Regions from separate parts of the Homo sapiens genome. Here region 2 is linked to region 1. Evidence: chromatin loops called from intact Hi-C (ENCODE). Cell type or tissue: IMR-90. All regions are shown on one strand. Links, peaks and the distances in the headings refer to the core of each region. The heading gives the core; the rest is flanking DNA. Region 1 overlaps QTMAN (queuosine-tRNA mannosyltransferase). Region 2 overlaps QTMAN (queuosine-tRNA mannosyltransferase).

What was found. A loop is a pair of places that touch in the nucleus more often than their neighbours do. Peaks named below come from ENCODE experiments on the same cell type or tissue, not always from the same donor. Only the 100,000 strongest peaks of a DNase experiment are listed, where the experiment ranks them.
Region 2: it touches region 1 in a loop (2.2-fold over the local background); 2 of 110 quality-filtered maps call a loop at or near these places.

What each region holds. Positions count from the first base shown.
Region 1 is chr2:143,947,460-143,963,426 of GRCh38, forward strand. It overlaps QTMAN (queuosine-tRNA mannosyltransferase), which reads right to left. Exons shown (of 12, transcript NM_001376312.2): 9 at 9,736-9,880; 10 at 5,314-5,384; 11 at 4,523-4,614. The region is part of intron 2 of QTMAN-AS1 (QTMAN antisense RNA 1); the gene reads left to right. Among named protein-coding and RNA genes, the nearest start is that of QTMAN-AS1, 18 kb to the left of the region's middle. In IMR-90, for the core only: no CTCF peak of the experiment used is centred there; a DNase peak (open chromatin) is centred at 8,112; H3K27ac peaks cover 818 bases.
Region 2 is chr2:144,063,616-144,079,582 of GRCh38, forward strand. All of the region lies in intron 6 of QTMAN (queuosine-tRNA mannosyltransferase), which reads right to left. Among named protein-coding and RNA genes, the nearest start is that of QTMAN-AS1, 130 kb to the left of the region's middle. In IMR-90, for the core only: a CTCF peak has its summit at 8,062; a DNase peak (open chromatin) is centred at 8,006.

The DNA.
Region 1 (15,967 bases), core at 4,611-12,610:
TTAACTTATATAAACACAAGACACGTAACACTGTACATACAAGTTTCTGCCGTGAATTTTACTTTTAAATGATGAAGACACAAAGATAAATGCCATTACTATTATGTGAAATTTAAAAAGTGCTTCATATTTATAACAGGTTTATATTCATTATTTCATTATACCAGTACTTCAGGGGTACATTGATATTTAAAAAAATATTCTTCCAGGTTTACAGATGAATCACATAGAGGCCAAGAAGATCACCTAGAATCAGGTTGCAAATGAGTAGCAGAGAAGGACAAAACCTCTAACTGATCTTAATCAGCCAAAGCATATCTGTGATGCTAAAAGGTTTTTTCCTTTTATTTTATTTAGACAAATCAGAGGAAAGCCAGACCAAATAAAATTGCAGGAGGAGGTGAAGAAGGAAGGAAGGAAGGAAGAGAGGGAAGAAGAAAGGGAAGGGAGGGAAAGGCAGAGGAGGGAGAGAGAGAAAGAGTGAGAGACTGAGACTGAGACTGAGAATTTGCCTTAATTGTGCTGGTGCAGTTGAGAGCTTTTAGAAGTTCTTAGAACATCACAAACATTTCATGTTTAAGGAAAAAGTAAGGACTCTGGAGCAGTATTAAAACTAGTGAGCAACACCTTATTCAAATCTAGAGTTTAAGCTCAAATTAAAAGGGGACTATAAGGTGACCAGTTTCTTGAAGGAAACAAAGTAGCTTGTCTGTGGTTCAGGTACATATAGCTTGACATAATCAAGATAACCACAAATGGCTTTTCTGGGCAATGAGTGTGAATTGTAAGCTTAATTATTGTTTGGAATTAGTTTCCGGCAGAACTCTAAAATTCTTCTCCCTTCCAAATAATAGAAGATTATAAAAGTTTTGTCAATGTTGAAGAACTTGAAGAGGAAAACAAAAAAATCAGGAGCTATCACCTGAAAAATCTTAAGAAACTACAAGTCACTCTCAAAAAGCAAGAATGGCATCTCTCTCTCTTTTTAAACCAGAGAATACCATTCAATTTATAAATAAAACTAAATGAAAAATAGGATGGGAATGAAAATCTCTTCTGTCAGTCTGGATAATGTCTACCTTACACAACTGCCCTATTTGTACTCTTATATTCATTTCTATACTGGTAATGAGGGAATAGCTATAAAATGTCTTTCAACAGCATTTAAAAATATAATGATCAGGGTTCTCTAAAAGCATGAAATACTAATCTCAAATAATTGTTGAGAATTTTCCATAAGTAAATTCACATAATATAATAAAAGTGAGGCCAAAAAAATACAACTTCACAGTATTAGACTTGCTTGGGTTAGAAAGGAAGAACTATTGTTAGTTTAAGGAGTCAATCCTTAGCTGATTCTTTTATGATTACTTCTAGAAACTTGTGTTCAAGTTAGGCTTAGGAGTCATCGAAGAGCTCCCTGTTTTATCTCTGTGAGAAGTATGTGTCCAGTGCATCTGCCTGACCTGAAAAAGTACATGTCTCGACAATACAAGTTTATAGTCAATGACTCAACTGTAGACATAAACTTTGTAAGAAGTGATTTTATATTTCCTTAAATTAAGAAAAATGGTTTTAGGTTTTTTAAAATTATTAAGAAACATTTAATTTTTGCATGTATTGGATTTCTCTAACAATCCTAAGCCAAGTGTACGTGTGTGTGTGTGTGTGTATAAGAGAGAAAGAGACTGAGCGAGTACACACATACATGCAAATGAGGAATTTAAACATTTCAGGTCTGAAACTATTTCAGGTGGGAAGTCATGGACACAAGTGTTCTGCGATAGAAGGAGTCACTTTAAGAAAAAAAGTAAATTCTGTTTCTGCTTTTCACTTACTAGCATTCTGTTTCAAATCCTGCTTCAAGTTATACCCCAAACTCTCACTCATATTGAAAGTATAATGTCTGATGTGAGAAGAAAGCCAAGTGTTAGTAGCCTTATTCTAGTCATTAAATTTCTAAGTGTGAATCCATATGAAAAATCCTATCCTAAAGTGAACTCTATATGATAAGAAGTTGAAATGATTTTAAAATGTAAACTTTTAACAACAAAAAAAGAGTAAGGTGTAAAAATGTAAAAGGAACAAATTAAAGAATTCAGTGACATTCTATCCTTTTAGATCTTAGAAGCATATGTTTTATAAAAGCAAAACAGCACTGTCCAATGAAATAAATCTAAAAATAACTCCCAACATTCTTTTCACAGTACTCACAAAAGATCCTCTCCGACTGCATAAGAAAAGTAGGTAAAAGCTAAAATGCTAATTCTCTAGTATTTAGTAAAAGCAAATGTTACCTGAAAATGTGTCTATTTATAAAACACAAGATAAAAAATTACAATAACTTGTTGTATCATTATTATAAAGGTTTAGAAGGCATTTTTTTTTCTGTTTTAGCTTTAAATCCTATAACAACACACAAACTAAATCTGTGGTCCTTCCTGTGCTTTTAACTCTATACCTTGCAACATGCCAGTTTTTCCTAATAATTGTATCATAAAGCTCTTGATTACTTAAAATTTGACTAATTTATTAATTTTTGAAATTAATTTTTAGACAATATCACTAAGCACTATGGATGAAGGCAAATGTGAAAATGTGTTACAGATTTATAAGAGAAAAATCCATGGTAGACGATGCTTAAAAATGAATTATATAAATAAGCTCTTATAAATGCTTTTGCATGAATTACTAATTTATAAAACTTTGAGATGCAGGTTTTTATGGTGTATGAACTAAAATATATTTAAGTACTAACATGTAACAGCTCAATGAAATAACATTTAAGATATAGGTTATCATTTAAACTGTGTGAGGAACAATTTGGTATATTAACAACATACCACTAAGCTGCCATTCTTTTTTTCAGAAGCTGTTTGTAAAATAAATAATTATAGCTATGTTATGGCAGTAGCTGAATGAAAATATTTCAACTGGACATCTGCTTTCTTTTCTTACTAGAGGCAACTTTTTGCAGTGACTTTTGAAATGGTTAAAAATTTGCAGAGGTTTAAAATTTGCAGATGCAGAATAACAGGGTTAAGCAATGTTACAAACTGATAAATTTTGATGGTGGAAACACATTTACAAATACTTTACCAAAAATTCATCCAAAGAGGGAAAAAATCAATAATCTGACAGAGAACTCACTGAAAATAGCTTTGTGTCATATATAAAAAATTAATTCATTTGTACTAATACTTATATTTCCTCAATTTTCATTATCTGCATATTTTGACAGTCTATCACATGGGAAACTATTTGATTGATATTTCATACAAACAAAACTACTACTGAACTTTAAAAATTAGGAAATATTGAGGTAAATCTTGAACGACTGTTTTCTCTGTGGAGCTTCCCATGTATACAATACAATACTATTGACTCAAGGAGTAATACTGAAGCTGGAACTGTTCAGTCAGCATTTTAAACTATTATGAGCTACCTTCTGAACCATTGCCAAGTTAATAGACAATGAAAGATAATGAGCTTGAAATTGGGTGTTAAATTGCATTTTTGGTTCTCTCTCTTTTTCTTGAAGTTTAACTGTTTCCTGTAGAAACAAAGTCATGTTTTGATGTATCACTATGTAAATATGTATTTTAGGCTACGAACAGGGAAGGGAGAAAAAAAAAGGCAGAGAACTGTATTTCATGTAGAAGGTTATATATTAACATAGGAAAATTAAAATATGTTAGATTATAAAACTGCTAGATGTAAACTATACTGGAGTTATGTAAAATGAAGATGCTACATTCGAAGAATATAAAAAGGTATATTACTTATGGCCTAGAGCCACCTTCAAAACTCATAAAGCAGATTTATCCTAGTTCAATTACTTAGACTTTTAGTAGGGCCTCTTTGTGTTGTTATTTCAACAATGTAAAATTCTTGATTCAAATAAAGAAAAGAAGATAACGAATGAGGGTAGTGAATGATGATGCTGTTTACACTATTTTCCCTTTGCCATTCAGAGATGAGACTGACATTCTTATTCTAAAGAAACTGAGGATTTTTTATGTCATTTTTATTAAACTGGACGCGAGAAATATTCAATTCTTAAAAATCACCTTTCAAGTAGTTCAAAAATGAACACCAAACTTCACTAATGTCATTCACCTGAATTTTTGAGGACTAAAGATTTCATTATGATGGGAAGAAAGGCTTATCCTCATTAGTATAATTGTAGAATCTTTCCTTTACTTCCTTTTAAACTAATGAGTTACATTAATTCAGGTTCATTTTTATAAGCCTCTAGGGGCTAAATGTAAAGGACAGTCATCTTAGAAAACAGTAAATTTTAAAAAAGCATGTACTGTGCATTAAGTGCACGTATTTCATAAGACCTAGGTTAATACAACTGGCATCCAGTTTAATTAATCCTTGTTAGTGTAACAACTAATATCCCTCCCTAGCATGTTTCCTTTAAACATTAGTATGTTAATTAAATGTTTTTTTTTAAGATTTTTCTTTGTACTTCAATATGGCATTTATACCATGTAAATCTCTTCTCAATAACTACCTTATAGAGATGTTTTCTTATAATATCTGGTCTCTTGCAGAAATTCTGGAGCCTTTTTGAAAGCTGTTCAGGTGTAGAATACAGATATTCAGCTGCAGGAAAAACAGATACATTTTTAATGAAACAAAAACCTCAAAGCACACACTCGATATTAGTCACTTTACTAATTAAAAATGCATATTGCTCTGTGCCGCCTCGTGTTTTACATTATTTAAGCATGATTTTATAAGGTTACCTCAGCTCACAAGGATGTTTAATGCTAAATAAGACTGTGTAGTTGTGCTGTTTAGACATCTCCTTTGGGTGATTAAAATACATTATTCTAATGTAACACAATGCATATGTGATATACTTAGTGATGAGATTTTTTTCAAAGAACTGGTACTATAGCCTTATGTACCCGTACAACAGTTGCATATTATTAACTAGTCAATTGTTTAAATAATTTGGTGTGACTTTCAGTCCCTGATTTTTCTGTGTGTATCATTAAAAAAAATCTGTAAGCAATTGCAGCAACACTGACCTGCTTATAAAAATCCATCATTATGGGATGTGTATGCTAACAATGAAGAATGTTATTTGAAAACTTGCTTTTTTGTTATCTTAAAAGAACAGATGGTAAATATAAGCTTACTCTAATGTATTAAAACACATAAAATTTTCCTTAACACTAACATGTTGACTTGCCAAATAAACAATTGCTCCTGCCTAAGTTTATTTTCAAACTTTCTAATTTAGCATGAATCATATATTAAATCTCAATAAAGATGAATGTACATTAAAGCAGCTACCTGGAAATATTTCGGGATAAACCAAATCTTTAGGACAAAGTGGGTAACACCCACAGTACACAGCTTCCAACCTAGAAAAATTTTAGAAAGAGGGTAAGAATATATTAAAAAGACATTACCATCATAGCCAGAAAGTGGTTTTGTTTGCCTAAGTTAACTGAATGAGCCCAGAGTTAACTGGGACAAAAAACATGGTCGGCAGTATAATTCTAAAAGCCAAAGTTGCTCTTTTAAAAGATTTTATTGATCATATATGAATTTCATAGAACAGAACCAACAGCATATGTTTTGTTCACTGAATTAATCAAAGCGCAGCTCTGCATTTTTTTTTGTTTTTAAAATACTGTTTAACACATTTTATAATCAGCAGATAAACACATGTAACAACATGGTAAAGTATGGACAGCTTTTCTTAATAATGCTGCAAAGCCTCAGAATGTTCATTTTTCAAAAATGTTTAAATAAAATAGCAAATACTTAACTTTAGCACTGTCGCTGTAGAAAAGATTGAGGAACTTTTAAAAGCATCAGAAAAAAATTTACAATCTGTTGTAATGGGGCATTTTCATTTTAAGCTCATGCTTCAAAACAATTTGTTATTATGCAGAATGTAAAACTCTTCCCCCTTTTGTTGAAAAACTCTCATGAAGATTACTTTAATGAACATTTTGCTTTCTTGACTAAAAATTCAGCTCACTTTCCATTTTATCAGCAAAGAATGCTTGTATTATTAAACAAACAAACATGAAAGTTTCACTTTGTGAGAGGATTTCCCCATTGACCCACCTATGGGAAGTTTTTCTTTACGTCACAGTAGAAGGGTTAAGCAGAAGGAAGGTATTGCATCTTCCTTCTGTGTTAGCCCTGCATAATAGCTATTGATCTGACATATAATCAACTTTAAAGATACCACTGTCATTTCTGTTGGCTAGAAATTATGCAGTGAAATTCAAAACACTCTTTAAAATATGTTTATTTTATGAGAAACTTTGAATTGCATCCAAAATGTTGACCAAAGGGGAAATTTATTTTGAACTGCAGATTTTTTTCAACCCAAGAGTACTCTGAAGTCATGTCAGTGTTTACCTTGTTTATTTACAGTGACGAAGTACATGAAACTTAAGCTGTTTTTAAGTGGCTGATGTTTTCCCTATTTTCCTATGTTAAGTGAAATTAAATGAAAAGTATTTACTTTGAGCTGCAAATTTTGGAAAAATACTTAGTTCAAAGTTTTGCTTGAGAACTGATAGAAGTTACAAAATAATCTAGTGGGAAGGCACAGGTTCTGGTTACCAATTATTAATTTCAGAATGCAAACTAATACCTCATATTTTTTGATACATAGGGTACACACAGAAATTCTTATTATAAGCACAGCTATAAACTACACTGTGACTGTATTATAAAACACTTACAAAAGTTCTGAGTTTATAAACCAGTGATACTCTTTATGGACCAAAAGAAAATATGCACTTTATCTAAAGACATTCAGTTTTTAAATGCTGTGCCAATCGAAAAGCAAATACATATGAACATTCTCTTATAATTACATAAAATCAAAAGAGTGAAGTCATAGGCATTTCAGAGAGTGCACATGTTATCTGCTTTTTAATAATGGATTTGAATTAGAGTATTCTGTTCCCCGAAAGAAAATTGCAGGCCAAGTTACATTTTGAGTCATCGTATGAATATGTACCATGCCGTTTCCAAAAAACCTCTGCTAATTAAAATACAGTAAGATAGAAATGGCATTATTTGATTTAGGAAGAAAAAATTTACAAATTTTGGATTTCAACTTCTATTTGTAAATTATGTTAGTCATGGTTATATTTCTAATTCATCAAGGAAAAAACCACCATCTCTTTTGGTTCTATTTTTGACTTGTTATGATATACATTACTTAGATGAGGACTATGTTTTAAAATATATTAAATAGGCCATAGTATTTTAAAACCAATTTATAAAATTCATTTCCATAAGTTTCTCATTTTATTTTTTTTAAATTATCTCATGACAATAATACAATTATTCATCACTTCAATTCTTAGGCACTACCAGTTAAATAACAGAGTTCCAACTGATCTATTGTTAAAAAGACTAGTAAATGACCTTTTTATTCCAATTAACAAATCATCTGCCAAATCTATGAATCTTAATATTCAGATCTATTCACTTCAATTCATACAATTTATCTGCAAATAGTTGTTGGGCTTTTGATTCTAAATATAATTAGCTGATAATTTTGCTTGGCTGAATTACTTTTCTGGAGGGCCTGCAAAGGCTCTCAGTCGCATTATCTAGCAATAATGAATCTGATAGGTGAAATTTTTTACTGTAATGAGGATGAGACACAGTTGTGACACCTGAGTCTACTAATAACAGAAGACTGCTAATTATCGACAGCACTTTTTTGTGTGATGCAAGGAGAAAAAAAATCCCTCATTATTAAAAAATAAAAAGTTACAATTATAAGTGACACCGGAGGAGAGTAAATAAAATGGAGTGATTAAAACATTGCTGCTTTAAGGGTGTTTTTAATTAAGTGGAAATGCTAATGTTGTCATACTTAGCAGATGGGATTAAAATTAGTTATTGTAAGTAACTCATATTTTATGTTATGGTTTCCACAGCATGTCTACAAGATCTAAGAAAGTGATACATTCCATAAGACATTTTAAAAATGAAATTCTCATACTCTTTACAACTCATAATAATGAACATCATGAATAAACTATTGAAAAAAATCCTGCCAAGGATTTTACCATAGTGACTTAACTAGCAAGGAATGTAACCATAATGTACTGGACTGTTACAATCTCACTGATGGTATGCCTTTTGCTTTGCTGATTGTTGCATTCCCTATTTCAATCACACTCAACAAAAACAAAAGTTTGGTACTTGGGCATTTAGCCAACATCAAATGTGGTGTCAAGAAGGTAGGGCCTGGATACAAGAAAAGATCATGACCACCCACTAAGGTGATGTTCTAAACTAAAACAGAGGATGCATCACATAACTGCAGATAAAAACCTAATTGCACACTTTCTCCTACTTTATTTGTGTAAAATTTTCCATCTGCTACATCTAAAGATGTCTAAACTGTTAGTATCAAACCTGCATTCAGCTGCCAGCTGTGCACATTAAGGATTGCAAAACACTAAGTAAATGAGCCAGCGTGAAGCCGAGTGGTAGTGGTCCATCTGCCCAGGGCTGTGGGGAGGGACCCTGGTACCTGGTCCTTTTCAGAGCCTGTGTTTGCTTCAGTGGATAAGAAAGAAAATTAGCCACATTTCTAAGTGTCTCCATTTACAATACCCAATTTATCTGCATTTTCCTGGATAACTTCTGTGTATCTGATGAGTATTCTTCTAGAGCAAGTTAATGGAATTCATCTCTTTTTGAAAGTTCTTTGGATACATTTTAATAAGGCCTCTTTAGAAATTATCTTGAATAGTTTGGCTGACAAGATTCTAACAATTTTTGGTGATATTCTGAAGGAGATTTTAAAGTAATCCTTTGTGAAATTTATTTCTAAAGGGTATAGAGTAAGTCAAATGGCTTTGACTCAATGATGCATGCTTTAAAGTCAGAAGACAAAGACTTAGAGGTGTTCTGCTTTCTCTCAAACATATACAGAAACACTTAGATATATCTGTATATGTATATTATATGCTATATATATATTACACATATACACATATTTGCTAGGAAAATGGAGGCCTATTTTTAATATATATGTGCTTGTTTTATGTCAATCTATTTAAAATTATTAGAAATGATTCAATTTTTGTCAGATTCAGTAAGGAAAAAGACCATTATGTTATTATGCTTTACATTCAGAAATTTTTTAGCAGCTACTCCCATCCACCTGAAGTCCATTAGACAGTGCTCATTTTATTCATTTATCTGGGGCCTTGCTATTCCTCATGTCCTCCTCCATGATGATAGGGAGGACATGATCGACTGTTCATGTGCACAAGACATTAACATCCATCATGCATTAATTTAATCATTTTTTTTTCCCAAAACCATATTAGATTCAGGATTTTGTCTTGATTGGCAGGTAATATATATGGGAGTTATAAGAATCCACACAGTATGTTCCAAGGGAGGAGGTTCTAATAAAAATTATGAATTCATTCACATCTCCACAACAGAAAGTTTAATTCAGGCTCTTGAGAAGACATCTGAAAGGCTGGCCCTTATGCCTTTATACGATTGTATGTGGGGGGAAAAATGAAACAAGTTCTTTGGATTACCTTAACAATCACCAAAAAGTATAGTACAGACAAAATAGGTGATAGTCAATTGAATTCCTTTTGATCACTGAATTTTAATGTATTATTTGAAATAACAGCGAACACACATAGTAAAACTGATTAGAGATTGCTTTATCACATATCACAAACAGAAAGAACTTACATTGCCACTCCAAAGAATTCATGCTTAGCTGTTGAGATGACAACATCAGCCATGCACAGTACTTGGAAATAGTCATCTTTGCTGGGTAAGTAGCCCCAGTGTAAGACAGAAGATCCCAATGCCTTTTTGGCCTCTGAAAAAATATCTTTTAAAAACAAGAAAAAGATATTCATCTATTTAATATAGTGTAAAATGATATGAGATGTCAGCAGTGTCTCATCTGAAGTTCAGGTTAATTAGCTGCTGCTTATTTTAACGAACTTCTTGGAGTTGTTTGCTTTTATAATCAAGGCACAGAAGCAGAACCAAATGTTAAGGTGCCAAAAAAAGCTGACAAAAGCAAAGGCCCGCCTCGCCACCCTCCCCCTAAATGAAAAGCCAACTGTCTGCTTCATAAAACTCGCTTAGCAGACACTGAAACAAAATGGACTGTAAAGTTCGTTAGATGAAAATATTAAAAAAGAATTAAGCTAATGGAGATAAAATTAAAAGAAATGAGGCAACAAACACATCACACCAAAAATGGCATTGCAGTGACAGCTAAGATTCCTAATGACGGACTGCATTCGGAAAAATTAAATGGCATTCCGTGCTTAAATTTCTTTGGAAAGTAATGATCCATGAATGATGCTCACTCCAGGCACTTAGAAGGAGTGAAAAAAGCAAAGTGTTCTGAAATAACAAAGAAATATGTGTCGCTGAGTGAAGGGAGGTTTAGACAATGCCACGGGAGGTCTTCTGAAAGAAGAGAGAGAAAGCCCCTCACTGTCAAAATGATACCTGCTCATCAGCCCTTTGAATGAAAATAAATGCACCAGTAATGTAATTTCACTTAAGCAAATCTTAATATTCCTTCTTAATCTAATTTTCAAGGATAAGGTGAAATTCCTACCCAAGGGCAAAGTTCAAATATTTAGAAGATAGTATTTTGGGCAGACTACTATTTAGAGTTCCTTTTGGGGGCTCTAATTGGCTTAGTTCAAAGGAAATCTGAAATAAATATTTCATGTGTCATCTATAATTTCCACTTTCTAAGTAATGTAGACATAACTATCAACGGGGATTTATTTTTTCATATCCTGAAAATGAGAGTTTAGGCAATAAATCCAAGAAAAGCTAACAAGCCTAGAAGAAATAAAGGCAAGCAGCAGTTAAGAAGAGCTTGGTCCTGGTTAATTTTAGAAATTGTAAAATACAAAGTTTTCAAGATATGAAAACATGAAATTACAACTAGGAAGGAAGGTGTATGCATGCGTGTAAAACCATAGAGAAAGACACTCATTTTTGTGAGACTCACCAGTCGACAAGGTCTTGGGTAAGATAATTCAACCTAAATTGAGTGCAGTCATCTATAGTGTAAAAGCAGCAATTATGGGGGAAATGTAATTACCAGATAAATTCCCCCCTTAAATAGTTGCTAGAACCTAAAGAGTACTGTCACTTTCAGTAAATGCCCCTTTAACCTTCTTTGTGCTATGGTTGAGCCCTCTCATCCTACAGGAGTGTGGACATTCTTCCATACACAGAACTTTTATGACAAAAACATTTTATAGAGAGAGAGTTTGGGTGATTTTTATTTCTTTCTTTCTTTTTTTTTTTTTTTTTTTTTACGTTTCCACCTGACTCAAAGGTGACTGTATCTTGAATCTATTCAACACTTAAATCTTGCTGACTCACTTTATAATCAATGGGATAAAGTTAAATACCAATTCTTAAATCAGGTCTGTCTGGGCAACACCTTATCATCAATTGTGCAGTGGAAAGAGGCTATGAGAATAACAAAGCCAAGGGAAATCTTTTTTCCCCTTTAAGTAGTAGTTTCCTCATCTAAATCCAACATTTAGGGTTAATATCCCTTTACTAGTTTAATCAATCAATAAGCAATTATCGAACACCAACTATGTCCTTAGTATCTAGCTAGACACTAAACGTTCTATTTTTCTAGAATCAATGTAACTTTTAAGATATGATAAAATGAACTGTAAAGCATTATTTTCTGTTATATTTTTCAGTTAATGAAGTTCATAAAATGAACATCAAGAAACTTAACTCATCAGTTGGTACAACTTTCATTCTCAACACCATCAGTCTGACATTTTTTATAAGCACTGAACACAGTTAAAATGTACTGTGGAAAAAAAAAACACTTGCTAAATTACAAGGAGCTTTGTGGGAAGAAAGATAATAAAACCAAATCAGAATTCCTGATTTTAGTTTATTGCTAAGAATTTTCACTGAGTAAAATGGTACAGTTTGATTTGGCATTCTTATAAAGTGGAGATAATATCTGATCCTGGAGGAATGTCACAGAGTTAAAGGAAATGTATATGAAGCACCTAGCACAATGTGTGGAACATACTCAGCATTCAATAAACAGCAATTTTATGGTATGTCAAATACATTAATCTCAGGAGTTTTGTCATTACAGTGATAATTATCGTACAGCTAAATATCTTCATCTTCTTACTTTAAAAATACATAAAAATGAACTGCATTTGCTTTTTCAGATCATGTAAAATTAAAACCAAAGCAGCAATACTTTGAGGTTATAAAATATTTTTTTGGTAAAGTTAAAATCTAAATAAATATATCAAAATGGATATATTTTATATATTCACAAATCAGTAATATTTCTATAATGATTTTGGAAAAAGCCGAGTCAATTTAATTAAATGTGTACAACAGTATACCTACTTTGTGCAGTGTGCTATATTATGGTGTTTTTTACAATTGTGGCTAATGGTTGTGAAATCAATTTAGAGCAGCATAAAAAGAAATTAAATCAGAAAAAGAAAACATCAGAGTGCGTCAAATGTAGTAAGAATATGTATTATAAAAGCCTTGTTTCAATTATAAATATGTCTACATTAATAGGTATACTGAGCCACAATGTAAATATATATCTTGATGTGGATCATGGTCAAAAGTTTGAAAACACAGCTGTACTAGGATCTTTGGGTCATATCAGGTTGTGTCAGATACAACTGCCATTATTCTCAAGAGCCTTCTATTATTGAAGTATGTATGATAAGTACACTGCAAAATGCCAACAAAATCTCATGGACATTCAAAGAGAGGAGGTAGTACATGTGTTTGAGAGGCCTGGGAAAGTGGGTGAGATGACTCTTGGAAGATGGGTTGAGCTTTGACAAATAAAGGAGGAGGGAGGGGCACTGGATGGTGAGATATGAGCCATCTTCAGGGAACACTGACTAATCTAGGCTACAGTCCAGGATATAATGTTCAAGGATTGAAGTAAGGCTAGGAAGGTAGCTGAAACCATATCAGGAAAGTCAGAACAATGAGGCTGTACTTAATGTGATAAGATCAGAAGAGAAGGTGAGATACATGGGCTCATCTTTAGGAGTGTTTTTAGTCAGCCTCACAAAGACCTAAAGATAAACTCAACAAGAAAGAATAAAAGCTCCCATAGGATACTTGAAGGTGAAGAACGAGTGAGAGGCAATGACAGGATAAAAAACACACACCAGGGTAGCTGGAATAATTGCTGTTGGCAGCACAGGTAGACATCAGAACGGTGAGGAATAAAAAGTGTTTTCAATATACCTTTTTAACAAATCTGCACATGTAACCCCCTGAACCTATGATAAAAGTGAAAAAAAAAATACAGGTAGAAAACAAAGTGTATTGAAAAAGTATAATTATTATGCTTACGGGTTTCATAATACACATTTCAGAAAGCGTCACTAAGTAAAATCCCCTTGCGGGTGGGAATTTTAAGTCTGCATTTTAAAAGCTGAGAAATCTCCAAGGTCCCTTCTAGTTCTATCTTCTTTGGAATGACTTTATTTTACAGATGAGTAAAGTAAGGCTGAAAGAGGTGACATGGCTAATCAATGGCAGAGCTGGAACTAGACCCTGAGCCTTATAAATTCCAGGACAGTGTTCATTTCATGGCAGCATATATCTGATGGTTTCCATTTCACAAATGTAACAATTTAGCCAAGGAGAGATATAGCTGGAAAAACTCACTAGTTGGATCCAGATATTCATACTCATTCCCTGTTGTGCTGCTTTCTGTCAGAGACTCCTGTTCTGATAGGCATTGCAGGAAACAGGAATATTAAAACAAGCAGGCCTTCCCCCATAGTCTTTTACTGGGGAAATATTATTTTGACCATACCACACTCCAAATCATGACCATATACAACTATAGGAACTGAAAACCAAGTATAGCAACTACATCCTAAGAGCTCCCATCAACCCTAAATCTCATATGCCTTTACAGGCTTTCAAAATTAAGGTCTGTTTCCAATTTCCTATTTGTCTAGTAATGTCGATCTTTTCCATTAATTAATTTATTTTCCTGTGTCTTTCCCAAGTACACATTTCTCAAACTTTGAGGACAGCTTATGAAAATGACAGAGCATTTTCCCTCAGTGATGTTTTCATATTTATAATTTTTGAGAACAATTTCTTGAGAGATGTTTTGGGAGCTGTATTCCAGAACTCATTATCTTCATGGTCTTCCCTGGTAGGATGGATAAATGATCTTGCCTTAAGAGTGGCAATGGATCTTCTGGTTTCAGTAGAAAAGATTATTCTACTTACAGAAGCTGCAGGAGTAGACTTTAAGCCCAGGGACTGGCATGCCTGGGAGTGATCCTAGAAAAAAATGGATTCTCACAGGACACATTGAGGAATGAGAGTGAGTTGTTACCAGTTACTTGCAGCTGGTGAATGTTCTGAGCATTTGGGAGGGAAGGGTATCAGCCCAGTTAATAAGCCTTTCCTGAGAAAGGAAAAGATAGCTTCACAGGTACTGAATGGGAACCTCATCCTTGTTAGGGTATCAATAAAAGCTGGGCCAGGATAGCACTCCCACCAGGAGTGCTGCAGACTCCTCTTCTGTGGGGCTGTTTCAAAAGTTCTACTCTTCACCTACAAAGTGCCTTCCAGTCAGTTATACCATGGCCCTATTATGGCAGCCAAGTGATAAGTGATATATATATCACTATGGTGCAGTGTGATACATGCTTTGCAACTGATGGAATGAGTATAGATGCCATGAAACAATAGGAAGGAAAGAGAAGAGGAAGGTATAGAGTTGGGATTTTGCCAGGTGGAGAAAGGGTTTGACTGTGTCTACATGGGGAGGAAGAAAGGAATTTAAGCAACAAATAACACAAGACATAGAGGTGGGTAAGGGCACAGCTGTATTCAGGAAATGGCAAAGATAACTGGAATTCATGAGGAACTAGCCTAGGGTGAGATTTTGAAGAACCTCCCCCGCTATAAAGGAAATTAAGTTCATCCTGCAGAAAATCTGACACAAACACTTATTATTGTTATACTATTATGATTATCTTCTTGGATGTTCTAGGTTTAGAAAGAACACTGATAATAGCAAGTGGATGAACTCAGTGTCAAGGTATCCAGAGTCTGGGAGACTAATCTGAAGCCTTTGTAGGAGTCAAGGGCCCAGAAGAAAAGGGCAAGAACTGGAAAAGAGCCAACAGAATCAGAAGGAGGCATGGGATCAAGAAAGAATAGGATCTTAGTTACCTGTTCACTATGGGACAGTAGAGAAGAGAAAGAGGCAAGAACAACTTTTGTCATTTGTTTTTTTCCTTCTTGGAATTATTTCCATGGGATACATTTCCTGTGAAATGTCTGAGTTAAACAAAGGGTAGAGTAATATAGTTCAGGAAAAATAATGTGCATCACCATCACCATACATGCAGATGTTGCCCCACAAGTGGGCTAGTCTTAGTTACAAGTCTTTACTTTTATTGTTTTGTTCAATGCAACTGCTCGGTCATAATTTTTTTTGTATTTATATGTACTTCATTACTGGTAAAATTAGAGAGTTTTCCCCCCTAAAATTTGATTTAGTATTTATTTCTTCTGATATTATCACCTCTTTTGTTTATTAGCTGTGTGACCTCAGGCAAGTTATTTAACTAAAGCCTTAGTGTCCTCACCTATACATAGGGGAAAGTAATTATACTTATTAAGGGGATTGTTGTCATACAAAATGAGATATCAGAGTAAAAGCCTAGCCCTGGCTTGGTGCAGAGTAAGAATTCAGTAGATTACTGTACTTATAATAATGTGTTGATGCTATTGCAAACCTTTACTTATAAATGTATAATTTGTTGTTTTATCATATAAACATTTATTTTATTCAATTAACTGATTTCACTAAGAAAAAATACTCTGTTTTTGAGCTGGGATAAGTGTATTAGTAAATTGTGTTATCATAAGTTTG
Region 2 (15,967 bases), core at 3,527-11,526, 120 kb after region 1:
TTTAAAGGCCCATCAAAAGCTAAAGAACTGCTATTTTAGAAGCTAAGTAACAAAATAAAACAAAGAAAAATACTTGACAGTTCTTGAGGAGTTGAAACTATTTCTATACTTTCAAAAAATCCCTTGAACTCACCACTCCCTAACAACAAAATTCTTCAAGGAAGAGAATCAGTGTGCTTTAGTAATCTGAATAAAACATTCAAGTGCCATGAAAATTAGCATCTAAGCTCCAAATTCTGGGTGTGCCTAATGAAAATCAGGCAGAGAAGCTAATGGGAAATTTAACACAGGCCAAGTGTCATTATTGTTGTAAGAAAAATACTATAATTAAAACGTTTCTGAGTCCTGGTCAATGACCTACAGTAATAATGCTTTGTTGACCTTATTATAGAAATAATTTTTCATTACTAATTCAGTAAAAGAGTCCCTTTTTCAGTCTTCGAGCATAAATAATAAAGGAAAAATCAGCACCTGATTTTTCATTGAAGCATAAGAAGCAATGCAAAGTCACTGACTAGTTAAGAAGGAAACCAAATTCCAAAGCCACAGTGAACAGGAAGGCAAGAAAATAAAAACAGACACATTTTATAGAAGAAAGAATAAAAGCAGTAGATCTAGCTGATTCTGGCAAAAGATAAAGGAGAAATGGTGGAAGCATTCGATTTCATTCATTCTACATTACCTACATTCTGAGAAGCTCAGGGGCTGTGGTCTGTACATTAGAAGTCAGATTGATTACATTCAATCTGCATGGAAAGAATATTTCTTTCAAATTATTATTGTGTCTTAAACTTATTTAGAAAATTACTCTCTAGAATGACATTTGAGTATTATAAGATAATATACAGCCTCCCTGGAGGTCCCTGTACTGGGATTTCACCTGTGAGCTCTGCCTGCCGTTTCTCTTCTCTTCTGGCTAGTTATCCACAGGAACCTGCGTTTGAGGAGAACTCAAAGTGTGCTGTGCTCTGGGAAGATGAACATATTCTCTTTATTTAGCAATATAGAAGTAGGGAATGCTCACAGCAATGGCCAAATAGAAATGATTAGGGCAAGCTTTATATAAAAAATGCCATGTATGTTGTTTGAGAGGCAAAAAACAAAGTCATATCATTTGAAATTTGTCAGGGGCAGAGAGAACTGTGGCAAAAATTCCATAAAGATTCTTTTAAAATTCTACCATGTTACTATGTTACCCCAAGGAAAATGACACATTAAGCCTTTAACAATCATTTTCCTAACAACATAGATTGACTACATTCCCTCAAGGAAAACTGGCTCCTATGAAAATGGGAGCCCAGAATAGATCAAATGTGATAAGGGACTGAGGAGGAGAGGGGGGCAGAGTCCAGAGCAAGGGCCAACACATGAAATGACCTTGGGGTGAGGAAGATAACAAGAATGCACTGACATGATGGCCGAACATATCAGAATGTGGTGGGCTAAGGCCAAAGCTGGGAGCTTATGTCCCATCCAAAGGCATTCAAAGCTTAATTTTTAGAAAAGCAAAACTGCTTGGCTAGGCAAGCACAATAGCTGCAGTGGCCCCCATTTTATGACCTGTGCTCTACCGAACACTAATGTCCCTGAAGATGTTCTCAGGTGTCAAATCAAATCAAGACCAAACAAACCTACAAACAAACCAAAAGTGAGGTCTAATGAGAAAAACATTTGGGAAACATAAAGTACACTGGAGTATCTTCTGTCTGCCTCTATAGATTCACTCTCTACCTTTCTTGGCCCTGCTCTGTGCCCTAGCAGGTTGACCCAAATGGACTGCATTAAAGGGCTCCCTTGTCCTCTGGTTCTGGTTGGTTTCAGCCAACTGCAGATACATGTAGGAGATTTTTTAGGTATTCATTCTGCTGCTCCTTCTTGCAAATAAGTTGGCTGTATCTTTCTAACAATGGGCATACTCAGTTGGCTCTCTTTAAGTTCTAGTAGCCACTCCTTCCACTTGCCCTTTCAGACCCAGGGGTGGTAACACTGTTACTAGATCCAGAGCATTGTACTATCCCTTGGTACCTTCCTTAAACTTTGCCCATATCTTTGTAAGAAGTCCTCCTATTAAAGTTTCCTCAAGTTATAAGTTTAAGTGTGCTGTATGTTTCTTGCCATGTCTCTGACATTGGGTAAAAGAAAATAACTTTTTTTTTTTTTTTTTGCAAGACTTCTCAGAGTCCTTAAAATACTAGTGTGTAGTGTGAATATTCAAGAGTGGTATAAAATAATACTGTCCATTAGACTCCAATCCAGAAAGAGAGACATGTCAGAGTGGGTAGTGGTTGAGATGTCCCAGGAATCAAAGATAACCAAAGCTTAAAAGGCGGTGGCCATGAGAGCAGGGTGTTGAGAAGACCAGCTTCTCTAATGCATGATTTCTCAAGTTTAAAGTTAGGGGAGGTAAGTTCTGGGAAGAGTATTGGGTAATGGTAATCTTAAAAGTTGAAAAAAATATCTTCTGCATGCTGTGGATTCTTGTAGACTCCTTTCAAGGTTCTTTTTTTCCCTTTTTCTTTCCTCTCATTCTTTCTTCCTTTTCTTTTTTTTTCTTTTTTTATTATAAGCATTTCATTCAGGATCTTTGAACCAATAAAGCTAGGGGAAGTGTTTGGTACTTCCTTTCTGCTTTTTACTGTACTTTCTGGACTACATACTAGGATATCATATTGCTCAATAAAAATGTTCATATAAAAACTTTGCTTCAACTAGTGAAATGAACCTGAAAACAGAACTAGAAACACTGAGGATAATAAAATACATTTAAATCTCTCCTCCACAAACCTTTAAAGTAATGTCAGCAACAAAACATTACATTTAGCCAATTTTTCAGCACTTCAAAATGGTGTCCCCTATTCTTCAAATGCAATTTGGGAATTCTGAGTCCATCTAGCCTGCCTAAGAAATGACCAAGCACTGGCCAGGCGCAGCGGCTTACGCCTGTAATCCCAGCACTTTGGGAGGCCGAGGTGGGTGGACCACCTGAGGTCAGGAGTTCGAGACCAGCCTGGTCAACATAATGAAACCCTGTCTGTACTAAAAATACAAAAATGAGCCAGGTGTGGTGGCACATGCCTGTAATTCCAGCTACTTGGGAGGCTGAGGCAGGAGAATTGCTTGAACCTGGGAGGCGGAAGTTGCAGTGAGCTGAGATCTCGCCACTGCACTCCAGCCTAGGTGACTGCACAAAATAGTTTCCAATCAGAGCAAACTGCTTTCTCTATGTCTAAAAAGTACTTTAAACTCAGTATGCCTGAATCCAATCCCTCCAAATCTGTTTCTACCATGGTCTTCTCTATCCTTCAAGTTGCTCAGGCCAAAACTTTGGCTCTCGTCTTTGACGCCTATTTATTTTCTCACACCCCACAACTAATTCATCAGCATATTCGGTCTGTTCTACCTTCAAAATATATCCTGAATTCGACCACTTTTCACTAATTCCACTGCTACCACCTTGGCTAGATGCTTTTACACTCATTATTTTATTTATGTCTCACAACCTCTTGATGGTCTTTTTAATCTCCATTTAACAGATGAGGAAACTGAGGCTTCAGAAAGACATAATATCTTGCCAAAATGGCATGCTTAGGAAATGGAAGGACTAGGATTTAAAACTATGCCTGGCAAATTCCAAGCTTTTGCTATTTCTAATACAGTACATCAGGACAAAATTTAAGGTTTTTTAAATTGGCTCTTAAAAATTAATATATAATGATTTGTTTCTAAGAAATTATTTCCCCTCATCTGATTTAGGAGAATCAAAAGGTTTACCTGGTTTGCTCTTCATAAGCTTTACAAGGAGGTGTGTGCATGCACACATACTTCTATAGCATTTAGCGAGGACAATAAGAAATTTGATGGTTATGCCACTCACTGCACACTTAGGGACATCATAGCATATAAAAGAAATCCAATTAAGAGTTGTTTGGAGGTGACTAGTAGAAAAAGGATTATTTATCCCATCACATTATAAATAGCCAGGAGCCAGGCAGAGAAGCAGCTGGGTGCAAGGAAGCATTAGGGAGCTGTGTCTAGGGTACCGCCAGAGAAGAAGGTGGCAGCTGGGAGTGGGGAGGGTTTCAGCATCCAACATTTAAAATGATTCAAACAGGAAAATGCCAGCTGGAAGAAGGGGGTGCTAGGCATCCAGTAACCTTCTGGTAAAACCAATTTTCTGTCTGGTATAACAGAAAGCACATGCCACACGTTAGTATCTCAGGTTTTGAGGTGGGGGAAGTGCTTTTTCCCCAACAATTATCTTGTTCATGTGGTGAGTGCCACCCCCAAAGGGAAAGCACCAGGGAGGATGACCTGTTATTAAGTCAGCACATTTTGGCCTATGTCAACATTAGGACAGTTCTTCTGGGTACCAGGATAATATGCCAAAGAGACCTTTAAACATTTTATATGTTCCCTAATTTAAACTGGGAATATGATGGTCCCTTAAGATGATTCTCTTTTTAAAGGGTATATCATTAAAAGGGTTATATGAGTTGATTCCACTAAAACATACACACATACACACACACATACTTGTGCACGCACACATGAAATGAGACATCTACTTCAAGTATGTATGACAGGCATCTAAAGACTGCGGGTTTAAACCCTCACTTTATCAGCTCTAAAGGCCTAATTTTGCAATCAGCTAAACCTACAGTACATTTTCATCAAGTGCTGCAAATCAGCAAAATATTAAATGAAACTTGAAAAAAATGATTATGAATCCACAGTTCTGTTTGACTGTATAATTCTATTTAAGATTAAAATTACTATCATAAAAAGGCCACTTTCTGAATGTAATTCCACAAAAACATCATCACAAAAGCTTTTACTGCTATTTATGTCAGAATGTATTTTAAACAGTTCTAATCATTTACCTTTGTGGACACTTAATTAAAATTACAAAACCAATTTTAATCTGTAGTCCAATTAATATGCAAATATATGCAAATGTGGTAAATCAAGGTGGTGATTAAGTTAAGGACACTCTATTTCATGTCTGCTTTAAGTGTGAAAACAAACAATCTTTTTTGTAATTGTACTGATGGATTGTGATGTTTATAGGGTTAGTATGGGGTACAAATGTTTATGCATCAACATTATGCCAAAACAAAGATTTTATACTCTGGAGTGATTTAGCATCCAGCATACATTCAGATGCAACAAAGTCATTTTGCAGTCATCTTGTGAATTAGAATAAGGTCAAAGCAAAGTTAAATTTCTATGTCATCCATTTGTATGGCTATTTAAAATTCAACAATCACTTTCTGATGTGTTAGGTAAGAGCCAAGAAGTCTCAAGAATGGCATATTATCGCCCTTTATCATTTAGTATTCCTAATATAGCGGTTTATCTTTGATACTGTTACTGCAACCGTTCTCTCATTAGGGTACAAAGATATTCAGCCTTTTTAACCCCTCTTTTTCACAAGTTTTAAATATGGAAAGTACGGCTAAAATCCAAGTGACCACCACAGTTTAAGTATAGAAATGCTCAACACATCCTGACATCCAATTCTTTCCTCTTTCTTTTCTCCTGTTATTGCATAGATGGTACTGATGACAAAATTTTTCTGAAGAAAAACTGGCTGCGGGAACACTGTTTTAAAAAGGGCATATGCTTACCTTCGACAGGATTTGGTTTCTTAAATTTGTGGTCAGTCTTATGGGAATCTTTTACAAAAAAAAAAAAAAAACACCTACAACTTCCTTCTAACCAATGACTTCTCCATTCTCAAACACATCTCTATTTTCTGAAATAAATACATTTCTGAAATGTATATCTTGCAGAGATGAAGAAACAGGGTCATTTTTTGAAAAAGAAATAGTGTGACCTAAAAATCCCAGTCACATTATGTCATATCCTAGGGAAAAAAATAATCTCAAAGCTTTGTTCTTGATGAAATATCCATGAGTGATCACATAACACATTTATGTCAGAAAAACATTAAGAATAACAGGTTTGATCATACTGTTTTTGTGCAAATGTGACTGATTTCCTTTTTTCAAGCCTGAAGAAGCCAGAGCTGCTCAAATAAATTTTGAAATGATTATAAGAAGATATTTGGGTACAGTACCTTTATGCTCCAAATATTTCATGCTTTTGAAATATTCTTTCCAACGTTAAACATTTAGATATTGACAAATAAGAACTTCAGCAACACAGCATTAATCATTAGCATTTTGCACACATTTCTCATTGGACACTTATTTTTTGCAGCTGCATTATTTAAAATAATCTTTTCCATTCTTAATTGAAGATATATTCATATATATTTCCCCATTTCACTTAGAAAAATGAGGAAAATGGATTTGAAATTGCTGTCATCCCATCATTTTTAACGCTATACATTAAAAAATATTATTGCTCTGTGAAGGCAGATAATTTAATAAAAAGCAATACACTTTATAGTTATGTTTACTAAAGTAGGTAATGTGTCCTTAACGTGCTTCTGGAAACTTATTTCTCCCTCTCAATCTAATCTAATTTTACCACCCATATTTTGAAATTCTCAAAAATATCTAACTTTCTAAGAACAAAGATCCTAATAAATGTTGAATGTAATTGCTACATATATTTTTCCTTTAACTGTTCCACTGTTACCATCATTACTTTGCACTCTACATATTCTTACAAATAAGTCATTCTTCTAAAATATTTTTAAATGAAACTGTATACAACAAACCATTAAGTTCATCTCTCTCTGTGAGTAGGTGTTTAGGGACTCTAATTTTCTAAATGTATCTAGTACCAACATATTCAATTATGAAACAGTCTTCATGTGATGATGCACCTAAGACAGCAGTTTACATTTATATTAACAAACTCTATCTTCATTATAGTACAAGGACAAAGCAGGATTCCCTTCCCCAATTTAGATCCAGCAGTGAAATACATAACACAATACAACATAAAATGAAATAAAAGGAAGAACATAAAATGCACTGCATTAAATATTAGCAAAAAAATACCAAGCACAAAACTGCAGAACCAGCAGCACAGTGAGCTGTGTTAACACAATAGACCATCTCAGGGAGAGCAAATGGAGTAAAAATGTTTTGGAAGTTAGATAATCAATGTATTAAAGTCAATCTTTTTCTACTATATAACATGACTTTTGTTAAAGATTATTTCTTAAAATTATACGTTTCCAGTATTATGTAATTTAACCCATATATCAATCTGGAAATTATGTCAAGCAATATATCAGAAACCCTGAGCCAAACCGGGACTCCTCTGGTCCAGCTCTTGTAGGAATATGTCACAAAACTGTATTAGTGAGTAAACCGTACCATGACATGACACTAGAAAACAAAGCATTAATGAATAGGAACACAGATCAAAATATCATCTAATTAAGAGGTAGTCATGATGGGATGTCCTGCTGGCTTTAAATGAGAAAAGAGGGTTGTTATTTACAGGGCTTTGTGAAAGTGCTTAGCTTAAAGCTATATAGTTTCATTTAATAGCAGGTATGGGACAGAGGATCAAAAATCTACAATAAAACAAATAAAACATTGTTAAAAGGACATAAAATGCTTTAAAAAACCTTACTAAAATAAACATACTGCCACTGTTTTTTTTTTTTTTCTTACTCCATTGGAATAAATAACATGGGAACATTTTGCCCTTTGAAGGAATATCAGTCTTAGGAACAAAATAGAGTTTCGAGGGGGATAGGGGTTGGGGATGTTTATCTCAACAATACGCTAATTTTTAAAAGAAAACTTGGTTTTTTTATTGTGTAAATTATGTGATGAATTATTTAAAATTAATCCCGATTATGCAAAAACACATGGAATTTTATATTTCACAACCACTACCCTTTTTTAGATTGGGCACATGGTTTCAGAAAAGGCTAAAGTTAACAGAAATGGATACTCGCTTTTCTTTTCATGTAGTTTACTGATAATCATGCCTAAATAAACTGATTTGACCTTGGGAATGTCTCACGTTCCACGAAGCAGCCCTTTTGAATCATCTCCAAAACCTACACATCTGAGATGATTTTGGACCTCCTCCCAGGAAAAGCCTTCATCTCAATGGCCATCTAGCGGAGATGAAAGGCCCAACATCTTCTCTAAATTTCTGGGAGGCTGAATGTTGCCTATGTCAAATTCTATACTCTGTCCTCCTGCCTTGGATGGTGGCAAGTTAATAAAATGAATCATACAAGATAATATGGCAATATTCTCTGGGCATACTTTCTTCTAATCAAACAAATCTTTTTCAGACATATCACACTCTTAAATCTTAGAAGTGCACAAAAAAGGGAGGGGTGAGGAGAACAGCAAGAATCTAGGCCTCTTGTAGACAAGAATAAAGCCAACTCAAAAATTAAGGCCAGAAAAAGCTTTGCATCTGTTTGCCATTCTAAACCTAGCCCCAGAGTAAATCATCTCAGAGATTCTACTAAATCTACAATTTTCTACAACCTTTTTAGTATGTTTATTTCTTTGCTCACACGAAAAGCCATGCATCCAAAAACTCTGGATCAGAGAGCAAGCAACTTCAATCCAAGTTCAAGCTGTGAATGATCAAGAATGAGACTTAGTATTTACTTTGCTTATGCTCAGTCAGTTTTATGTGGAGGAAAAATAGGAATCCGATGCCCAGAAAAAAAGCAGAAAAGAGGTGTATTTCACATTTTCCCTATAACTTATATCTCTAATTTTTTTGGTTTCACTGTAGCAAATCCCAGTGTAAAGGAGTGTCAGAGTGTATGTGTCTGTGTAAAGACAATCTTACTTTCTTACCAGCACAATTCAAAAGATAGGATACATATTTTCAGTTACATAGGCTATCTTGAAGACTCACAGAATTTTAAAACTAGATTCGAGCACTTAGTCCGTCTTCTCATTTACTAAGACTCAGAGAGTTTTAGTAACTTGACTTGTCCAAGGTCATTCAACCAGTTGATGTCAACTGCAAGGCAGAACACAGTTCTAAGTCAGGCAGGGCAGCAAGAAGCAAGTCTGTTTAGAAGCTAAGCAGGAATTGCACCACTCCTTGAGAAAGGGGCCTGTCCTCAAAACCTTGACAGAAATCCACAACACAGAATCAGACAACAGAGAGCCAGGCCAAACGCCTTCACAAGGTTCCTTTAACTTGAGAGTGCTCAGCATGTACATGACAGGCTTAGGGTCTTTGTCTGGCTTAATAACAGGCTTTTCATTCTAGAAAATACTTTCGTAGAGTTTAAAAGAGTTAAAGACAAGACTTAAATTTAGTGAGCATAGACTACACTTACACTTTATTATTCCTGCAAAGATCTTGACTCCTAAGGAGCTTAAAACTTAGTTGGGACATCTTGAAGCAGACACAGGGGGATTTTATGTTACAAGTTTTGCTCTGTGGCCATATTTCTCTACCTTTGCTTAGACTCAAATGAGTAGCCATTAAAACTGATTTCCCTGGGTGAGGTCTGTGAGAGGGATAACCTTTATTCACGTCAAACAGCACTGTATGCATAAATTATCTGATCTTTTTAAGCTAATTGGAAATTGCAACTTGATAACAACATAGCCAATCAAAATGGACAGCTATATATTGTCACCCAACATACTTCTCACTCACTATAAAAATGTGAACTAAGACCTTTAAGGATTAAACATATATATATTTTATATATTTATATATATATCATATATATTTATTTATTTCTGTAAACTGAATATCCTGGCAATTATAACAAAAATGCTGATTAACATAGATTTGGCAAGCAATCTGTTTTACTCTCCTGTGAAAGAAAGGTGATGCAATGGAATTATATTCCAGCCCAAGTCATATCATGACAAGAAGTTTTGGATCAACTTCAAGGGAGTCATTCTAAATATTCATTATGTCCTTTTGAACAAATAATTTTGTGCAATTATGGATCCACGATCGTTTTCAAAAAGTTTGTTTACAGAGCCCAAGAAGTTCTGCATAGCCCTTTCTGGGTTTACAGAAAGACATGAGTGGGCAGGAGAAAGCAACCTGGTAGGGTCTCCCCTCCTGCTCCAACAAAATCAGCTCTACTTCTGATAACATAACGTTTGAAAAAATGTTTGCTTAGCTAAATAACGGTTCAAAAGCTACCATCTTATTTGGAGGGAGAAATTAAAGTTAACATACAAAAAAGACTGCCAAACAATTATTTCCTTCGAATCATATCCCCCAACTCCCAACCTTGATGGGGAGAACTTAGGACAAAAATTCCACAACTCAGTTGTGTTGAGTGAAACGTACATTTATTAAACTCATGGACTCCGCAAGGCATTGTGCCCTATGCAGGAAGAGGGTATATCATCCCATTCTACAAATGAGGAGGCTGAAGCTCCATTACTGATTAAATACTTTATCCAGTCACATGGGTAGTTAATAGCAGAGCTGGGAAGTAACCAGGTCCCTGCCACCTAGTCCAGGACTCACTCTTGAGTATACCAAATAGCAATAAAGAGAACATGCTCCTATTTGATTTGTTGAACAACCAACCACACAATGATGAATTATGAGCCAAAAGGGGATATGAATCTCTTATTTCAATGTAAATATAAACAATTATAAAATTGCATGAGTTAAAATACTGACATGATTGATTTTAAGAATTTAGGAGCAGGGTTGAGAAGGAGGGGTCACACCTATTTTTAATTTTGGCTACAGATAACTAATTACAAAACTAATGTTACATAATAACACACTGAAATATGTAATTTACATGAAGATTTTTTGAAAAGCAAAAGTTAAAAATCATATTAACCTGTGACTGATTTTATTAAATCTACTTTCCTCTCTCTTCTGTTCTAGCTATGCAAACTAAAGAACACAGAGCACTTTCCAAGCTCATTTAAAAATCATTTTTCTAAAACTGAAAAATATTTGAGCTTTACTACTTGGGATGATTAAAGATAAACAATAACTTTTGGACTTCATATATTTTCTAATCTTGCGTAACTGTGATAAAGCCAAGCTTCTAATTAGAAATATAAAATGACAGAATTTTGAAACTTAGAGGAACTTGAGATATAATCCAGCTCAATGATTTCATTTTACAGATTCAGACACTAAGGCCGTAAAAGGTTAAATGAGGGGCTTGACCACACGCAGACAGTTAGTAACACTGCTGCAACTCCAACCACCAGGCTGGAGATCTTTTCACTATAGCAAACACTTTAGATTATATCCAGAGTATTAGTAATGTTCTCCAAAAATGTGTCAGAGGCTACAGATGAGCACAGAACCAGCCATCATAAATGATGATCATTACCTCAATAAAAAAGACGTTTAACTCTCTGTGACACAACTAAATTATCCAATCACTTCTGCCTTAGTTTCCTCCTTGAAGTACAGCTATTTTTGACATATGCTATGTTGCAAAGAGTGAAAAGCTCAAGTTTTGCCAACATTTGAGGTTGGAAAGCGCAATTAACTTTTGAGGAGGTAAGCAATACGGAATAAGTTTTGTAATTAGTATTATAATTGATAGTTACAATCTAGAGCTTTCTCACTGATTCTACCTTACTCATCTAAGCAGAAAAAATTCTACATGAAACTTGTGAAAGGTAATAAAGTTTACGGGAAATGAAGTCACCAAAGATGCTGGATGTATGGGAAGTCAGAACATGTGTACATATTAGGAGAAATCGAGAATAAGAAAGGGTGAATTTTTAAGAGAATGCTACATAGCTAATCTGGGTCGTAACACGCACTCACATGTTAAAAGCGTCACTTTTTCTGATTACATGACAAGATATACTTCTATATCCAACTCATTCTACTTTAATTAAGCATGGGAATAACCCAAATTTAATGTTTAATTTCTTTTCAAGGTCTCAAGTATTGGCTCCTTGGATGTGTTTTGATCTTATAAGGCACTTTCAGAAGTTTTATTTAATGGATTCCTTTTTTAATATAGATGTTTGTGGAAAAGAAAGAGAAACACAAAGGGAACTTGAGGTCACTGTAGCCCTTACAAAGAAGTAGTGATAGGACTCTATAAACTGTGTTTAATGGCCCCAATTGCATAGAACCATGGCTAAGAGAGAAGTGCTGTTTTCACCTTTTATTCAATTCATTCACACATTTAATTCTACTGCCAAAACTGTTGATGTGTTTTATGTTTTTGCAATCAGCTAACAGCAGCATTTTAGATTTCCAACCTCAGACAGTACTGTTTTCGGCAAGAGCTCATCTTTTCAACAAACATAGCCAAATGTCCATAGGTAGCAGTGATTTGAGACAGAACCAGAAATGAAGTGCTACTGGACAGTTGTGTCAGTCCTGAATATATTGTGTGCACTTCTTGAACATAAATGATAGGCAACTGCTCTGTCAAATAATGCACTGTTCAATTGAATGTCTTATGTATGCCGGGTGCAGTGGCTCACGCCTGTAATCCCAGCACTTTGGGAGGATGAGGCGGGTGGATCACGAGGTCAGGAGATCAAGACCATCCTGGCCAACATGGTGAAACCCCGTCTCTACTAAAAATACAAAAATTAGCTGGGCGTGGTGGCGCGTGCCTGTAGTCCCAGCTACTTGGGAGGCTGAGGCAGGAGAATCGCTTGAACCTGGGAGGTGGAGGTTGCAGTGAGCCAAGATTGCGCCACTGCACTCCAGGCTGGGCAACAGAGTGAGACTCCACCTCAAAAGAAAAAAGAAAAGAAAGAATGCCTTATGAACACCACATCAGGGCACTACACAAATCACTGCACTGGAAAACAAACTCCTAGGCTGTGCCTTCTTGAGATAGGCAAGTGGTGTTCACCTGAGGTGCACAGTCCCAAACTGAAGGGATTTTTAAATGGGTCACTTAGAAATAAACTTCCACAAGGAAAAAGAGCAAGCAAATGCCACATACCTGGTCACATTAAGGACATATGGAATGATAAATTGATGCCACAGGACAGACAGAAAATTATTAATATCATTCCAGGCTACCAACATGATTTCTGCAGACTCGAGAGTGTTCAGAACCCCTCTGGGTAAAGGCAAACAGTCTGCTCACTTAATAGGTGAAAACAACACGGGACAATGCAAATTTTTCACATTACTTTGGGGAAAAAAGTGTATCTTTTTTGACACCAATTCTTAGAAAAAGAGAAAAACAGGAATTATAAAATTTAAAACCAATCATAATCCTAAACTTTATACAAGTTAGCAGCACTGTCACAACCACTGTTTTATACTGTGCTATCAAGGTAGGAAGTTTTTTCTTTCTCACATAGCAAAACCACAGGCCGGGCACAGTGGCTCAGGCCACTAATCCCAGCACTTTGAGATGCTGAGGCAGGAGGATCACTTGGGCCGAGGAGTTCAAGACCAACCTGGGCAGCAAGGTGAGACTCGGTCTATTAAAAAAAAATAATAAACTACAAAAATAAAATAAAATAAAAACCAGGTAATATAAACAATAGATTAAAAAACTAAGAATCTTAGAATTCAAAAAGCCAAAAAAAAAAAAAAGAGAGATTAAGAATCCTATATATTTACAAATTTGCACTTTCACAACTTGAGACCTTTATGTTACCTCACTAAATGTATTTCACTACTTCAAACCAGTGCCATGTAGGGCAAGATGGAAATAAGTGGGTGGCTTTTGTGATACACAATGACTCCCAAGGCAGTTTTCAACTGAAAAAATATAGGTCAGAAAAAGTCTCTGTCCCAGTACCCATTCTGCACATTGCAAAGCAAAGTTTACAATAAAATTTCAATTAAACTCCAAAAGTTAGATAGACCCAAATCAAACTTACAAATAAGCCACATAAATTTCATCTGTGGTAAAATGCAAAAGACATGAAAATACTCACCATCCATCCTTTATAACAGGCTACTAGCCACTTAGCATCCATTATCTATACCTCCAGATACTGATCTATAAATCTGTTTTTACCTAAACATTTCTCCCATGTGCACATTTCATGCTCTATTATTTTGATATTATATTATCCTATGTGCTATCCTCATTCTGTTTATAAATCAGCAATTGCTTTTTCAGAAATTGTATTAACTAAAAAATTAATATATATGTATGGTTGTGTCTATCTACACAAATATATATGTATGTGCCTGTGTGTTGTGTGTGTAGGCATAGCTCAGACACAAAGGCAAAAGAATGATTGTTATCTTACTAGCTCTGTCCTGGCTGTTGTATTTTAAACTGTTTATAAAAAGACACAAAGTCTGAAACATTATTTTAATTTTTACAACCATAGTAAGCAATTTTAACAATGATTTTCTTTGCAAATTTTTATCTGAATGGGAAAAAAGTTTTCTTTGATCGTCTGCAATATGCTTATTGTTTTACGTATCTGAAGTGCAAGGATTTATGCAACAGTAGAAAAAATGAGGATCTAAAAAATTTTTAAAGTCAAAGATAGCATATAAAAATGCCATTTGACAAAAATTATTTAATGTTTATTTTAAGGTATTTTCCAGCACAATTTGGCACTTTAAATTTTAAAGCTCAGGCTCAATTAGTCCCTGAAAGGAAAGCATGCTATAGCACTCTAAACAGCCTACTGCATTCATTTATTGTTCAGTTCACAGTCTCTGAATACAACACAATCCACCAACAGAGTCAGCTTTCATAATTCAGCAGTACAAAGTCTGCAAACACATGTAACCTAGATCCATATTTCCCAGTGACAGCATATGATAGCAGAATGTGAAGTATTAATGCTGGTGTCACTATAGTCCTACACTCTACTGCACTTTAAGAGAAAGCAGCTGCTGAGATGAAATGTGTGCCAACTGTCTGAAGACAGAAACATAAGAAACATTCCTTCTGTTACAAAGGGAGAGACACACACAAACAGACTTGCTTTTAGATGCAACAAGCACAAAGTTTCTTACTTTTGCCTTTTAAATTTCTCAAAAACACTCAGCAATTCTGCATAAGCAGAAAGATATGCATTTAAGAAAATCTCAACTTCCTTCTCATGAAAGTAAACCCAAAAAGACATTATGATTTTATCTGCAAGTCAAAGGGTAGAAAAACCACCTCTTACAATTCATAGTAAATAGCCAATGAGTCCACACACCTAGGGAAATATAATTGCTATCTATGGAACAGATAATATTGACCAGCTGAGCATTTTCATACTAACAACATATAGTCCTTAGGCCTTCCAATGAATACTTCCTTTGGCATCTTCATAAAAATATTATCTTGAAATAATCCTATTAAATCTTTGTTCTAACACATTTACATAGAAACCAGGCTGTCTCTGCAAACCAAGAACCTGTCAATTTCAGCAACCCCCTTCCCAAGGGGTGAAGTCTATACATCTCAAAGTGGCATTTTTCTTTTTTCTCGATATAAAGATTGGCGATTTGTTGAAGAACCACACTATCCTGATTTGTACAGGATATATTCTTGATGTAACAGTGCAAAGTGAACCAAAGTACTGTACTGCTATCTTTTAAACACAGCTCTACCATAACAATAAGAGTGTGACATAATCTGAACTGTTTGGTTATAATTCACTTAAAAAACTAGCAAACCTCATTGACCCCCTTATCAAACAATTTATTGTGCATTTGCAGACTGGACAATGAAATAGAGGAGGCAAAGTATTAACGGTGACATTATTTGGCAAGCACATAGTGCAGTTCATTCAAAAGGCAATTTTAAAATTGAATGAAGAGGTTTGACTAGGCAATAAAAACAGCCACAATGCCAGTGAACAGTACTTAGGAGGAAAGCCTCTAATTATCCTATTTATAAATCAACAGCAATTTTACTGATGATTTCTTTGCAAAGTTGATTAAAATAACTTCAAAATATGTTAAACTAGATCATATGCATTTTATTAAACTATAATTTAAAAATATTATAGATTGTTTGAAAATGATAAAAACTTGAGAGCAAGAATGAGACAGCATTTCTGAAGAAAAACATTCCTACAATGCTCTGCAACATAATTATAGCACTGCCCTTGGGGAAGGGGATTTTATTTTATAATGAGAATGTTTACAC